Regions from separate parts of the Homo sapiens genome. Here region 2 is linked to region 1. The links are chromatin loops, found by intact Hi-C in ENCODE. Cell type or tissue: PC-9. All regions are shown on one strand. Links, peaks and the distances in the headings refer to the core of each region. The heading gives the core; the rest is flanking DNA. Region 1 overlaps LINC01558 (long intergenic non-protein coding RNA 1558). Region 2 overlaps AFDN (afadin, adherens junction formation factor).

Region 1 (10,725 bases), core at 4,458-6,957:
CAGGATGGTCTCGATCTCCTGACCTCGTGATCCGCCCGCCTCGGCCTCCCAAAGGGCTGGGATTACAGGTGTGAGCCACCACGCCCGGCCGGCAATTTTTAAAAGTACAAAATGAAGCCTTTAATCTGGCATAAGATATGCCATTAATATTGTTTTTCTTTATTTTAGATTCCATTTCTTTCTTTCCATTTTATTTTTATAGAGATGAGGTCTTACTATGTTGCCTAGGCTGGTCTCAAACTTATGGCTTAAAGTAATCCTCCCACTACAACCTCTCCAAATGCTGGAATTATAGGCCTGAACCACTGCTCCTGGCCTAGATTTCCTTTCTTAAATCAAATTTTCCTTTGATAGCTTTTCTCATACCCAAGCAGAGAGCCACTTCGGTAGCACATTGAGATTACACAATTGCTTGCATCTTTTATTGATGCTTTTCATCATTTTTCAAATTGACAAAAATTTCCCAAGAGACAACCAAAAGTTAAACTCAATGTTCACATAATGTTCATTCAATGTTTATGAAAATGTAATGTTTTCTTTACTAATTTAAACATATCTGTCAGATAATAAACACTGACTTTTTAAACTTAAGGACTATGTTTTGCTGAAAAAGCTTTTTTTTGAACAGGAAAAGGCAGTTAACAAATTGATACATTCTCCTCTTCCTACTTCTAACTCATGAAGCTAAAAACAGTTCATTGTATCATAGATCACTTTCTACTCTGAAAACATGGACAGAGCTCACCTCCTAGAGTGGCAAAAATCAAACACACTTGCTAACAACATAAAGAGCCATATTTATTAAGAGCTCCTGATAGGTTACAATAAATCAAGTTAAAATCAGTTAAAAATAACATGTGTTCCCTTTCTGCTAGGATCCAACTCATCATTTAGGACGTGGTTGGAATAGGAATTGCTCAGTAGAGACTAATGCTAACTCCTTTGTGCTCCTCCTTTCCCTCTTCATACTTTCTGCTTTCTCTTTCCCATCTGCACTGATACTGCATTGCCTGTTTTGTCTCTTAATTGAGCCTGAGATCTCAGGGTGCAAGGTCACAGATCTCTTTCACAGCACAGTCCACAGCTGGTGCCAAGACAGCATGTGACTGAGATGTCTAACCTTAACCGACACTATGAGCTACAACACTTACAAACCCCAAAGTTACTGAGATTTTAAACGTGCTCAGCTCTCGTCACATATGTTTAATGCACTAAAGAGCACATTCTTGAGATTGTTCAAATCAACATCGGCCAGCCTGCTAAATACTTACCTGTGCACTTCTGGATCAAGCTCTGTGGGCATAGCAGGTCATTTAAACTTGGGTAGAAATGTGTTTTGTCTTCGATAACCTTCCCGCTGTGCCTAACCAGTGCCTGCTGTCCCCATGAATCTCCTCCTCTGTGCAATGTGCATGAAGCCTGTGCTCTTCCTCACAGCCCTCTCCCTGCAGTCCCAGCACCAAGGCCGGCTTCCCGGGCAGGCCACCTCCTCTGCACACCGCTCCCTGTTCCCTGCTGGGTTTAAGTAGGAATGGAGCCTTCCCAGTGTTGAAATAAACCTGTGTCTGCAAAAGAAAACAAAAACAAGACAGAATTCATTTGTAATTTGGTATTTGTCTGACTTTTCCTATGAACTATTAGGATGCTTTTCTTATATTTCTCTGCAAACATGTTCCGTTTTCCACCCATGATTACGAGTTGCATAGATGATCTACTTCCCTTTCGAGATTGTGACATCTTTGAATGTAGAATCCGTTTCCGTGTATCTGGTACTCCCTGCCGGAGTACTTGCTGCACTGTGGCCATCAATGGGTGTTTGTTCAACATTTAATAATGGTGCAATTTAACAAAATTCCATTAAATTTGTTTCTGTCTACATGGAAATGTAATTTTATCTTATTAGAACCATTTCACTTTTAAATGCCCTAAAATAGCACTCTTGGAATGAGGAAATGAATATAAACTAAGAAGACACCTGTGGGGACCTTTGTCCCAATCCCCATCAGTTACTCTTCCAGCCACCTGGCGAGGATACAGGCTCAAAGGCAGGTGTTAGGCTGAGGTCGCCCAGTCACCAGCTCTAGGGCTCTCGGATGCCCCGCTCTCACCACTACCACGCGCAAGAGCAGAGCGAGAGCTCCTTAACGCCAGTTTATTTAGCATTTTGATCTTTTCATTTTCTGATTTCTTATAATTTATAAATTTGAAGAATGTCTTCTTCCGCACTGGTGGGGGGGGTGTAACTAAAGCCTGGAGGCTGCTGTCGCGACGCCTTTGCGGCTAGAGCTTCTTTTACTATCCTGAGTCAGAGCCTCCCGAAGCCACGGAGGAACGCCCACGGGGCCGGGGGGTGGGGTGGGGACACTGCGCATTCAGGTCTCACCATCTGGGGACCCAGTATGCTGTGGTGCCCTTGCTGAAGCAAGGCTAATTGTCCTCATGTGACCGAGAGAGACTTCTCACGGCCATGCACAAAGACAGAGACCGTGTCAACAAGCATCCCAAGGTAGGACGAGGCAGAGTGTTTCGGATTCTCTTTTAGAATTTGGTGGCAACTGCTGGAGAGGCTGGTCTAATTTGTAACAAGTTAAACAAAGAGCCTTAGGAAGACAAACAGAAGAAAGAACCTTGGATTTATTATAGAATCCAAGGCCTGGCTTTTTGAGCCAGGCTTAGCTTTATTAGCATACAGCATAATGCTTGGCACCGAGGAGACACTTAATAAATATTTATGCACAAATGAATGAGTTTTCAGCATGTCACTTAACCCTTTGTACACTCAGTCTCCAAGTCTACAAAATAAGATGATTCAACTGGATAGTTATCATGATTGTAAAAATGTCTTGATTTAGAGATACCTACTTTTCCCTCATTCTCTACTTTCACATGTGACTAAAGCAAATTATAACCAAACCTCATTAATTTAGAATTACACTAGTAAGCCTCATCTAATTCATTAAAATCTGAATTACAAAATATATTAAGAGAAATACAACATTACTTTTTAAAAATTCAATAAATAGGATGAAGATGTAAGTGAATAAGATTAATTAGATAAAATGATTTGTACACTTATGTTCCAGATTGATAAATCCAAACTTTAAAATGTCCTAACAATAAAATATAGTTCTGAGTTTCAGGGTAGCTCCTTTGTGCTTCTTTCTTTCTTTCTTTCTTTCTTTCTTCTTCCTTCCTTCCTTCATTCCTTCCTTCCTTTTTCTTTCTTTTTATTTTTGATGTTTACTTTTGTTTTTCCAACTAGAAACTAAACCTCTGAAGTCAGGGAATATGTAGTATAGAGCTTGTGAGATAGCTTTTGAAAATGGACAGAAGTATTTCAGAAACTTCTACTCAACAGTTGCTATGGACTGAACTGTGCACTCCCACCCTGCAAATTCCCAGGGGAAGCCCCACCCCTCAGCATGGAGCAGGGGCCTGTAAGGAGGTCGTTAAGGTTAGACGGGGTCATAAGGGTGGGTCCCTGAGCCAATAGGATTGCTGTCCGTATAAGAGGAGCCACCAGAGAGCTTGCTGTCTCGGCACACAAGCATAGAGGGACAGGGGCTGCTGGGCAAGTCTGGAAGCCTCAAAATGCAATCTGCCTGCTGCCCCCTGGATCTCGGACTTCCGGCCTCCAGAACTGTGAGGAATCAATGTATGTGGTTTAAGCTGAAACTACCCAGTCCACAGACAGCAACCCAGGCAGAATAATACAATAGCAATGTCAACACCACACAAAACTCTCCTGTCTCCTTGTAGATGAAGCAGCTCCAACCCACAGGCTCCAGTCTCACTCAAGGCTCACCAGAGATGCAAGCCTCACCCTCCCCATCCACCCCTGCATGCCACCATCCACCCCCATGCCCCCATCCACCCCTGCACACTATCCACTATCTACCTCTGCACTAAACCAGCCACCCTTACACCACCCCCCACCCCTACCCCCACCCCCATCATCCATCCCCACAATACACCATCCATTCCTGCCATTCACCCTTGCATGCCACCATCACCACCGCACTCAGCCATCCACCCCTGCACTCAACCATCCACCCTTACCCCTCACCGTCCACCCCATACCCCGTCATCCACCCCTGCACTCAACCATCCACCCCTGCTCCCCACCATCCACCCCACCCCTCACCATCCACCCCATCCTCAGCCACCCAATACTACCCCTCACCATCCTCCCCAACCCCACCATCCAATCCTACCCCTCATCATCCATCTCCCCACCATCCACCCATACCCCTCACCATCCACCCATACCCCTCACCATCCACCCATACCCCTCACCATCCACCCCATCTCAATCACCCAATACTACCCCTCACCATCCTCCCCTACCCCCCACCATCCTCCCCTACCCCCCATAATCCACACCTACCCCTCACCATCTGCCCCTACCCCCCACCACCCACCCTACTCTCTCTTACTCAGGACATCCACCCCGCTTCAGGCATCTGCCCAAAGCCCATGCATCCACCAACCTGCCTGAGAGAGCAAAGGACCCTCCACCTAAATTCTTATCTGCTCTTCAAGGGTTTCCATCCATTCCACTCACCCTCCGAGTTATCGCCATTGCAGTGGGTGAGACATTTCACTTGAGGGAATGAAGGGTTTTTTTGGTCCCCTCTCCCTTAAAAAAATTTCAGGGAGTTGAACGATGAAAAGCTGCCCTTCCCTTAAGACACACACACATTGGCCCAGCATAGTGTGCTAGGCAGTACCCTAGCATGCAGCAGGCAAATACAGGGCACCTGGGTCCACCTGAACTTCAATCAACCACAGATAATTTCTTAACTTATACTAGATTGAGATAACACTATATACAACCCTACTCTACTACCATGTATTAGATTATGCCAAAAAATAATCCATGGTCATTGTAAATGCACACTTACCTGGCACACTGTATTTTACTTGCTCTATCTGGCAACTCCTTCCATAAGGGAAGTCTGAAGTGAGCAGTCGAGCTGGGAGAGCAGAGTCATGCGGGGCAGGGGAATGATGGGGTCCCACAGCCGTGCCCATCAGCCCGTTGACCACATCTGCATGGCACAGGGAGAAGGAGGGGAGGACAGGTGGGTCCCGGCACGGCCACCCCTTCATCAGCCCATCAACCACAGCCTTCACGGCACTCATCCCATGAGCTGTCACCCAGCACCCACCAGGAACTGAACAAGAAGGACATGGCTGTGTCCTCAGGGAACTTAGGGAGGACAGTTATCTCCCCCACAACACAGTTCAATCAAATGTACCACGGGGCAGGTGTTAGTCTAATATTAACCAGTGCTGGGAACACTGCGTGATCTTAGTTCCTTCTTGAAAAGTTTGTTTTCAAAAAGCTGAAGGAAAATACATCACAGTGATACAGAAGTTGAACCAGCTCTGGCCCTGAGCACCAGGGCACCAAGCAGGTGATGGGGCGGCCCCAGTACAGGCAACAGCACGTGGGGTCTGGGGGCAGCCGGGGATCCAAGCTTAGCCTGGGCAGCATGTGAGGTGAGTGGCCAGCAGCACACCCCAGCGTCACCTGGAGCCTTGGTAAGTGAAGCTGCCAGAAAAAGCATGGATTAAGCAAGAGTTTATTTTGCCTGGGGTCATCATTTTAGCAACATAAACTTACGTCATTAATTTGCATTGGCATCTGACCATTTTGTGAAATGTGGAGTTTCTGAGGGCGGCAAGGCACCTAGAGTCCAGCAGCTTCCTGTGCTGCCCACTCTGGCAGAGACCCCAGGCAGAGAAGAAGGCGGCAGAGAGGTAGACTAGCTGATGAAATTTCTGATTTTGTAACTCAAGCCTTCTTTCTCATTAATTTTTTTCACTTCTCCCTTTTTATGGAAATAGAACATACATACAGAAAGTACACTTAAAGTATCAGCTTGATGAATTTTCACAGCCTGCACTCAGCCTCATCAGCAGAGCCAGATGAACAACCTGAACACACAGCAGCCCTGAACCCTCTGCGGGCCACTCCCAGGCACCAAGCTCTGGCACCCTCACTTCTGAAGGCAGAGAGTGATGTGCCTGTGTTTTTGCACTTTATACGAATATATTTTGTCTTACATCTTAATTGCATATGTTATTTATCCCCAAGTTCCCTGAGGACAGAACCATGTCCTTCTTGTTCCTTCCTGATCAGTTCCTGGCGGGTGCGGGGTGGCGGCTCTTGGGATGAGTGCACGCTTGGTAGTGAAGGGGTGGCTGCGCCTGGACCAATCCGCTCTCTCTCTCAACCTCCCTGTGCTTGACAGGCTGCGGGCATGGCTGTGGGACACCATCAATGATTACTCTCCCTTTAACCCTTTCAGAATCAGCAACACAAGCAGTGCTTTAAACCCAAAAGGTCCCTTAGCACCAGGTCATAGAGATTTTGCAAAAGCCGTGGGATACGGAGCTGGTACAAGTGGAGTCTCTCTTATTCGAAATGCCTGGTACCAGAAGTGTTTTGAGTGTTTTATTGTTTCGTATTTTGGAATATTTGCGTATACATAATGAGACATCTTGGAGATGCTACCCAAGTTGAAACACAAAATAAATTCATGCTTTATATACACATAGCCTGAGGTAATTTTATACAATATTTTTAATAGTTTGTAAATGTAATGAAATTTTGGTTACATTGTGACTGCAACCTGTCACATGAGGTGATATGGTTTGGCTGTGTCCCCACCCAAATCTCAACTTGAATTGTATCTCCCAGAATTCCCACATGTTGTGGGAGGGACCAAGGGGGAGGTGATTGAATCACGGGGGCCGGTCTTTCCTGTGCTGTTCTCCTAATAGTGAATAAGTCTCATGAGATTTGATGGCTTTATCAGGGGTTTCTGCTTTTGCTTCTTCCTCATTTTCCTCTTGCTGCCACCATGTAAGAAGTGCCTTTTGCCTCCCGCCATGATTCTGAGGCCTCCCCGGCCATGTGGAACTGTAAGTCCAACTAAACCTCTGTTTCTTCCCAGTTTTGGGTATGTTTTTATCAGCAGCATGGAAACAGATTAATACATGAGGTCAGGTGTGGAATGTTTCACTTGTGGCATGAGGTTAGTGCTCTAAACATTGTAGATGTCAGGGCATTTGGGATTCCAGGTTTTTGAATTAGGGAGGGTCAGCCCGTATGGCAAAAAGCCAGGTGCAGCAGCCTCCAGTCTGCAGGCCTGAATATTGGGCTGCTAATGCAGGAGAAGGCAAGATTGATCTGATGTCAAATATTGAAGCTGAAATGTGTCAGTGCCCATGTGGATCAATGTTTCATGTGAGGACAATGCTGACATTTTTCTAACCAGCTGGATCATTTTAAACCATTGTGCTGAAAAAAAGACAATCAAAGAATTATGATTTTTTTTAAAAATCTCCCTAGCCTGTAAAGTTTAACACTGAAACACAGTCCTTAAGAATATCTTCTTCTAAGTGTGGTGTACAAAGTCCATTTCTGCAGTGGTTTGAGGCTGATGTGCTTCTACAAGATGGTGTTGTGGTCTGGCCTAGCTATGCAGATCCTTTTGTTTCTGTTTCTGGAAATATGTCAGGCATGTTGCCCTGTTGGTGTAATTTCCTTTAATTCATCCTCGGTCACCGTTTTCCAGGGCCTCTGGGCATGGGCGTTGATAACCTACGCCTGGTAACACCAACGTCTGTGAGCCCAGCCTGACAATGATTCTACCACCTGTCGATGGAGCAGGTTTCAGTGTAAACAAGCGTGTGAATAACTGCTGAAATATTGACGCTTTATTGCCTCCACGGAGGCCACAGTTTCCTTTATTTTATGATGGTACTTGAAATAATGTTTGATAAGAACCTGCCCAAAAGTCCTCCTCACATGGAGCATCTTAGAGTTTCAAAAGAAAATTGTTGAGGTTTCTGTTCAAATTCCAGAAGATCCAACTAGAGCCTGGGAGTCATCATCATGCTTCTGGTGGATTTTCTCCTGCTCACATCACAGAGTGTGATTCTGAGACCCCTCTAGCTGTCCCAGTCCCCTATGCCCAAATTAATTCATTCACTTCAGTGCTTCGAAAACTGTCTTTAATTCTCACAAGCCCCAAGTTGATGCATTCTTCTGAAATCCTTGCTTGATGACACTAAGTATCCATTCCCTGCCATTCTCTGTCACCACACGCTTTATATTTTTTCATTGCACATAGTAAAATATGTAATTTTATATTTGCTTTTCATTTTACTTTCCATCTCCTTCACCAATATGGAAGCTCCAGGAAGGGAGAGGCGATGGACTTTCTTCCCCTGTTGTTTTGCTACCATCACGCACACAACGCCTGAATTATAGTCGCTGCTCAATAAACATCTGTTAATGAATAGATGGTAGTGGCACAGGGGCCCGGCGCAGGTGAAAACCTCCCTGTATTCCTCTTTAGCTCAGCACTCAGGGCACATTCCTTCCTGTGCACAGTGGAAGGTAACTCTGCTGAGCCCTCTGTCACCGTAGCCTCTGCAGAGGTCCGGGCACACGGCCACCTCAGAGCCCTCCTGCAAGCGTAGCAGCCTCGCACGCCACCTGGAGAATGTGCACATGTGTGGGACTGGCCCTGGTTCCCACCACACTGGGAGGTGGCCTTTGCAGAGAGTTGTCATATAACAGCCCTGCCAAGGGGAGGGTGGGACGTCTTGGTTTCACATGGATAAGGTTCTTTAAGGCAGGCTCCCTACAACACTTAGCAAATAAATAGTGTTTATTCGTGTGCTCATCCAAACATTTGTTGCCCAATGCAAATTCACTAGAATCATAGTGTCAAACAGCTGGATGATCGCTCATCATCACACACAGGCTTGAGGAGTCCCAGAGCTAACGTCAGCAAGATGATGGATGGACAGATGAGAGATAGATAAATAGATAATAGGTTAATAGAGACAGATAGATGGTAGATAATGATGATAATGAACTTAGGTATAGATAGACAGTAGATGTGGATAGGTAGGTAGTTAGTAGGTAGATAGATAACAGGTTAATAGAGATAGATAATAGATAGATAGATAATTAATAGATAGAGATAGATGAGAGATAGAGATGACCCTGGCTTTATCATTTATTAATATCATTTCGACAAGGCAGAGACCCCAGCCCATGGAGAAGCTGTTGGTGGTGTGGCTGAGGTATGCAAATGTTTATGCACACGTGTGTTTTTGAGGGGGAAGAGAGGAAGGAAATGGGGGAGAGGAAAGAAGAAAAACAATGGGACAAAGCACCCAGGGCCGCCATTCACGGGTCCATGTGTTAAATAGGTGGTTATTTGAATAGTTGCTGCTGAAAGCTTCTGCTACCTTCCCCAGGTCAGGAATGAAACACACAGGCCCTGGTGGTGGCTCTGGTTTTTTCTGGAATTGTTCTACTGGAAACTGCTCTCTGTGAATTGACGGCTAATGAGACAAGCATCCGGAGCGAATGAGGGGCAGTGCCCTCCTCCCGCGTCCCCCTCGTGGGCTCCTCCCAGGCCGAGGAAGCTCGCTGCCCAGGCTTGGACAGACCCCCGAACAAAGGGAGCCGACAGCTCCACAACACTCAGCCCATGGGGACTGCAGCAGGTGAGTCTCCACCCAGCCTCCCTCCTTTGGACCAACACGAACTCCGGAGACGTCTGGGTGCAGCTGCCTCAGGCCCTGCTGTCTTCAACGGGGACTGAGGTTGCAGTTTAGCTGGCTTTCCTGTTCCTGCTTCCCCGGGTCCCCCTCAAAGAAGCCGCCTGCACCCCGTGCCACCTCACTCTGGCATAGCCCTACTTCTCCAAACCACCAGGCCTGCCCTCCCTTGTCCACGCAGATCTGACAATCTCCACAGTGCTGTGCAGACTTCAGCTCCAAGAAGTTGCAAGTGATGGAGATAAAATCCCTTCCTGAGAGAGTCATGAACCGTGGCCTGTTTGAGGTCAAAAGAAGAAATGAGAACAAAGCCAAGCCAAGGCTTCGGAGTGAGCCCTGAGACACCTCTCAGCTGGCCGGGTGGCCAGAGATCCACCCTGCAGGAGCCGCCCCGAGGCAGGTGGGCCACATCTCCCAACAAGCGGCACACAAGAAGGCCCCTCGCAAGAGGAGGCATCTGTGGTCTTCCCAGAGCAAAGGCAGCAGCCCCGGGAGCCCAGCCAGTCACTGGCCACCTGCACGCCTCTACACAGCAGACCTGGCCAGGCGGGCAGTGCCCCTGGCCCCTTGCGAATAGAACGTTGTGGAACAGGCGGAACCTGGGCAGCTGTCCTGCACTCTGGCCAGCCAGTCCGTGGATGCTCCTGCCAGGCAGGACTGAGCCACTGCCAGTCTGGCCGGTGCCAGCCTTTTCTCAGATCCAGCCACGCCCTCTCTGGATACGGTCTGGACACCGGCAGACCAAGCAGGCAGTTGCCTCCCTGGCTGGCTCTGACCTCCTGCAGCACAAGGAGAGGATGCACTGCACTGCCAGGCCTCTGGGCACCGAGGGCCGCTGCTCCGCCGTTTCTTTCTGCTACCGCTAATTCAAAACAGGGCAGGGAGCAGCTAGGCAGCAGCTGGGAGAGCTGCGGGCTCCTCCACCCGGTTGCTGGTGGGCTCCATCCGGCCGCACCGCCCGCACCTGCTCACCTCCAGCTGCCTCGGCCCCAGCGGCACGGACGGACTCAACGGCGACCACCGCGGCAGCTCCCCGGGGACTCCTCGCAGGTCAGCTGAGCTTTGCTTTCAGTCGGCGTGCACGGTTCCCAAACGTCGGTGGTGATTTTTGTAAGTGAGGTGGGGGTCACC
Region 2 (2,500 bases), core at 1-2,500, 58 kb after region 1:
TTCTATCTCTGTCCCTATCCAGAGATTAATAAATTGTATATACTTTTCCACAGTTACAAATGTGGATTTAATGAACAGTCTTGTCCATGTTTTCTTCTGTACTGATGTAAAATTTTTAGGATGAATACCTAGAAGTGGAATATTTAGATTCAGATTTTTTAGGTCCTGCAAAATTGATCTTGGAAATGGTTCTACCAATTTATATTCCAAACTTCAGTCTTCACCCTCCTCAATATATTCAGATTTGTTGATATGCTCTAAAGTATTTGAAATAATAATTTCAATTTGTTACCCTGATTTCCGTCGGTGAGCATGTTTTCATATGTTCATCTAGCCTTTACTTCCCTTTAATTGGATTTCTCTTTTTTACAGACTCAGCTGTGTATTAAACAGAATGTTCATTTTGTATTATTGTATAGTACAATGATTACTGATTGTTTAGTCTGCCATACTGCTGGAACTGGGTGTTTTCCACCCTTATTTTTATACAGCAGGATGAGACGCAGTGCCGCATAGTGGTTGAAAGTGACTTGTTTCAAAATTGCCAGAGTATGAATTCTGGCCCACTGGTATTAGCTCTGTGAACATGGTCCACTTACTTGATCTTCCTTAGGCCCCGTTTCTTCATCTGTAAGACAGGAACAGTAATAATACCTACCTTATGGGGTTGTTGTGAAAATTGGAGTAGATAACGCATAAAAAGTACTTATTAGCACAATGTTTAGCATAAGGCAGGCATTTATACTGTTGTTATTTGTAGTGCATTGTCATCATTAGTATTTGTGGGTTTTTTCTTTCCCTTGATTTTATATGTTTATCTTTGTATCATGTAATGTAACTTGTGGGGGGGGAGAGATTTCCAGCAACATGTTTAGGTTTAGTATTGTATGTTCTAGGTTGACTCTGCATTCTTGTTTGTTGCCGTTTCTTATTTTGTGTTCAATTATAGCTAGAAATGATAGTACCTTCTTCAAAAGTATCCTTATATGAGATTTTTTTGAACAGTGTAATGTTATAAAAACCCAATCAGTGATTTTGAGGTTTTTGTTTCATGGAACTTTACACATCTTACCATATTCTTATCATATTCTGTATCCCTGTCTTTGAGTTCATGCCTATTGTGTATTCCATTACTTACCTAAAGAATTTGTTTCAGAATGTACTTTTTAGAAATCTATATGTGTATGTGTTAGCCTAGGATATTTATTTAACAGTATAGAAGATTCTCAAAAACAGGAGTTAAGAGTATTATTCTAGTGAACAGAGTGTTTCCATAAAATTAAATGAGAATCTACTTCACTGATTGGTTCTTTTCACCATGATTCTGTTTTGCAAAGAGAATTAATTAAGAAAACTTAATTGAACAGTGAGCTGGTTTCATTAGTGTCACTTTTCCTGTCGAGGTTCTAGGTTCCTTTTGTAAGTTACTACTGATAAGAATCCTCCTAAACAGCTTGACCTCCTTTCAGAAGTCCGTGTGCTGATTTACACAGCTTACCTTTTTGTTTTTCTCATGCCTGGTACTAAGTGACATTCCAATCTGCTGTAGTCATTTGGTAATGCAAAGAGTGAAACTGGAAGGGTAGGCAGGAGGTACCGGTTGGCACCAAATATGCAGTTCAAGATCACTCATGATACCAGGGAGAGAATGTCAAATACTTGAACCAGAACAACACATTGTTTTAGTTTGTAAAATTCCAGTTATAAGGCAGTAATAGTCATGTTACTCTACCTCAAAATTATTTTCTTTCTCATTTGTTCTTTTCACCTCTGTCCCAACCCCCCTCTCGCTCATGGATGTGTTTTGTGTGAAATGTGAAAGGTCTTAAGATAGTGGAGGCTTGAAAAAACTGCCTGTGTTTTAAAATGTGCTTGTGTTTGTTTCCTAATGCAGTACTTTGAAGATATTTTAGGTTTAGGTAAGTTGCTTTAAGTTTTTTTTTCTTAATTGGAGTAGGTTGAGTGCTGTGAATTCAATTTTTAGTGTACTATAAAAAGATAGATGGAAGCACTTTGATTATAGGAAGTTTCTTTGAATCATTTGCTATAGTTTGAGTGTTTACTTTAATGTGAAACTCACTGTAAATCCAAGTAAATGCTGATCTACCAATGTTCATGTATATAATTTGTATGGTACATTATCTTCATCGTTCAAATTTAGAACCTTCTTATTATTTCACATACTTAAAGAAGAATCTTAGTTGCAGATTCAAGATGAAGATTATAAAACATTTTCTTGGGTTTTCTTTCAGTATTATAATTTTGAGGCTGAATTTAAGAACATGGTTATTTTCTGTAGACACCAAAACATTTTATAATTTTGTGTATAGGTTGATTTGGGTAGATCAGTTATATCACTGGAAATGATTTCAACTCTCAGAAATTGTATTTCAACAATATAATTTTTTATTGTGTGTGTGTGTGTGTGTGACAAAGTCTTGCTCTGTTGCCCATAGCTGGAGCCGATCTCGGCTCATTGCAACCTCTGCCTCCTGCAAGC

Evidence for each region. Peaks named below come from ENCODE experiments on the same cell type or tissue, not always from the same donor. Only the 100,000 strongest peaks of a DNase experiment are listed, where the experiment ranks them.
Region 2: it touches region 1 in a loop (2.2-fold over the local background); 1 of 110 quality-filtered maps calls a loop at or near these places.

Annotation. Positions count from the first base shown.
Region 1 is chr6:167,786,043-167,796,767 of GRCh38, forward strand. LINC01558 (long intergenic non-protein coding RNA 1558) reads right to left here. Exons shown (of 4, transcript NR_026773.1): 1 at 10,567-10,725; 2 at 4,905-5,051; 3 at 1,272-1,565. LOC441179 (a long non-coding RNA gene) reads left to right here and starts at 9,487. Exons shown (of 1, transcript NR_149041.1): 1 at 9,487-10,725. In PC-9, for the core only: no CTCF peak of the experiment used is centred there; a DNase peak (open chromatin) is centred at 5,639; H3K27ac peaks cover 492 bases.
Region 2 is chr6:167,848,472-167,850,971 of GRCh38, forward strand. The region is part of intron 1 of AFDN (afadin, adherens junction formation factor); the gene reads left to right. Among named protein-coding and RNA genes, the nearest start is that of AFDN, 23 kb to the left of the region's middle. In PC-9, for the core only: no CTCF peak of the experiment used is centred there; a DNase peak (open chromatin) is centred at 1,560; H3K4me3 peaks cover 1,071 bases; H3K27ac peaks cover 2,445 bases.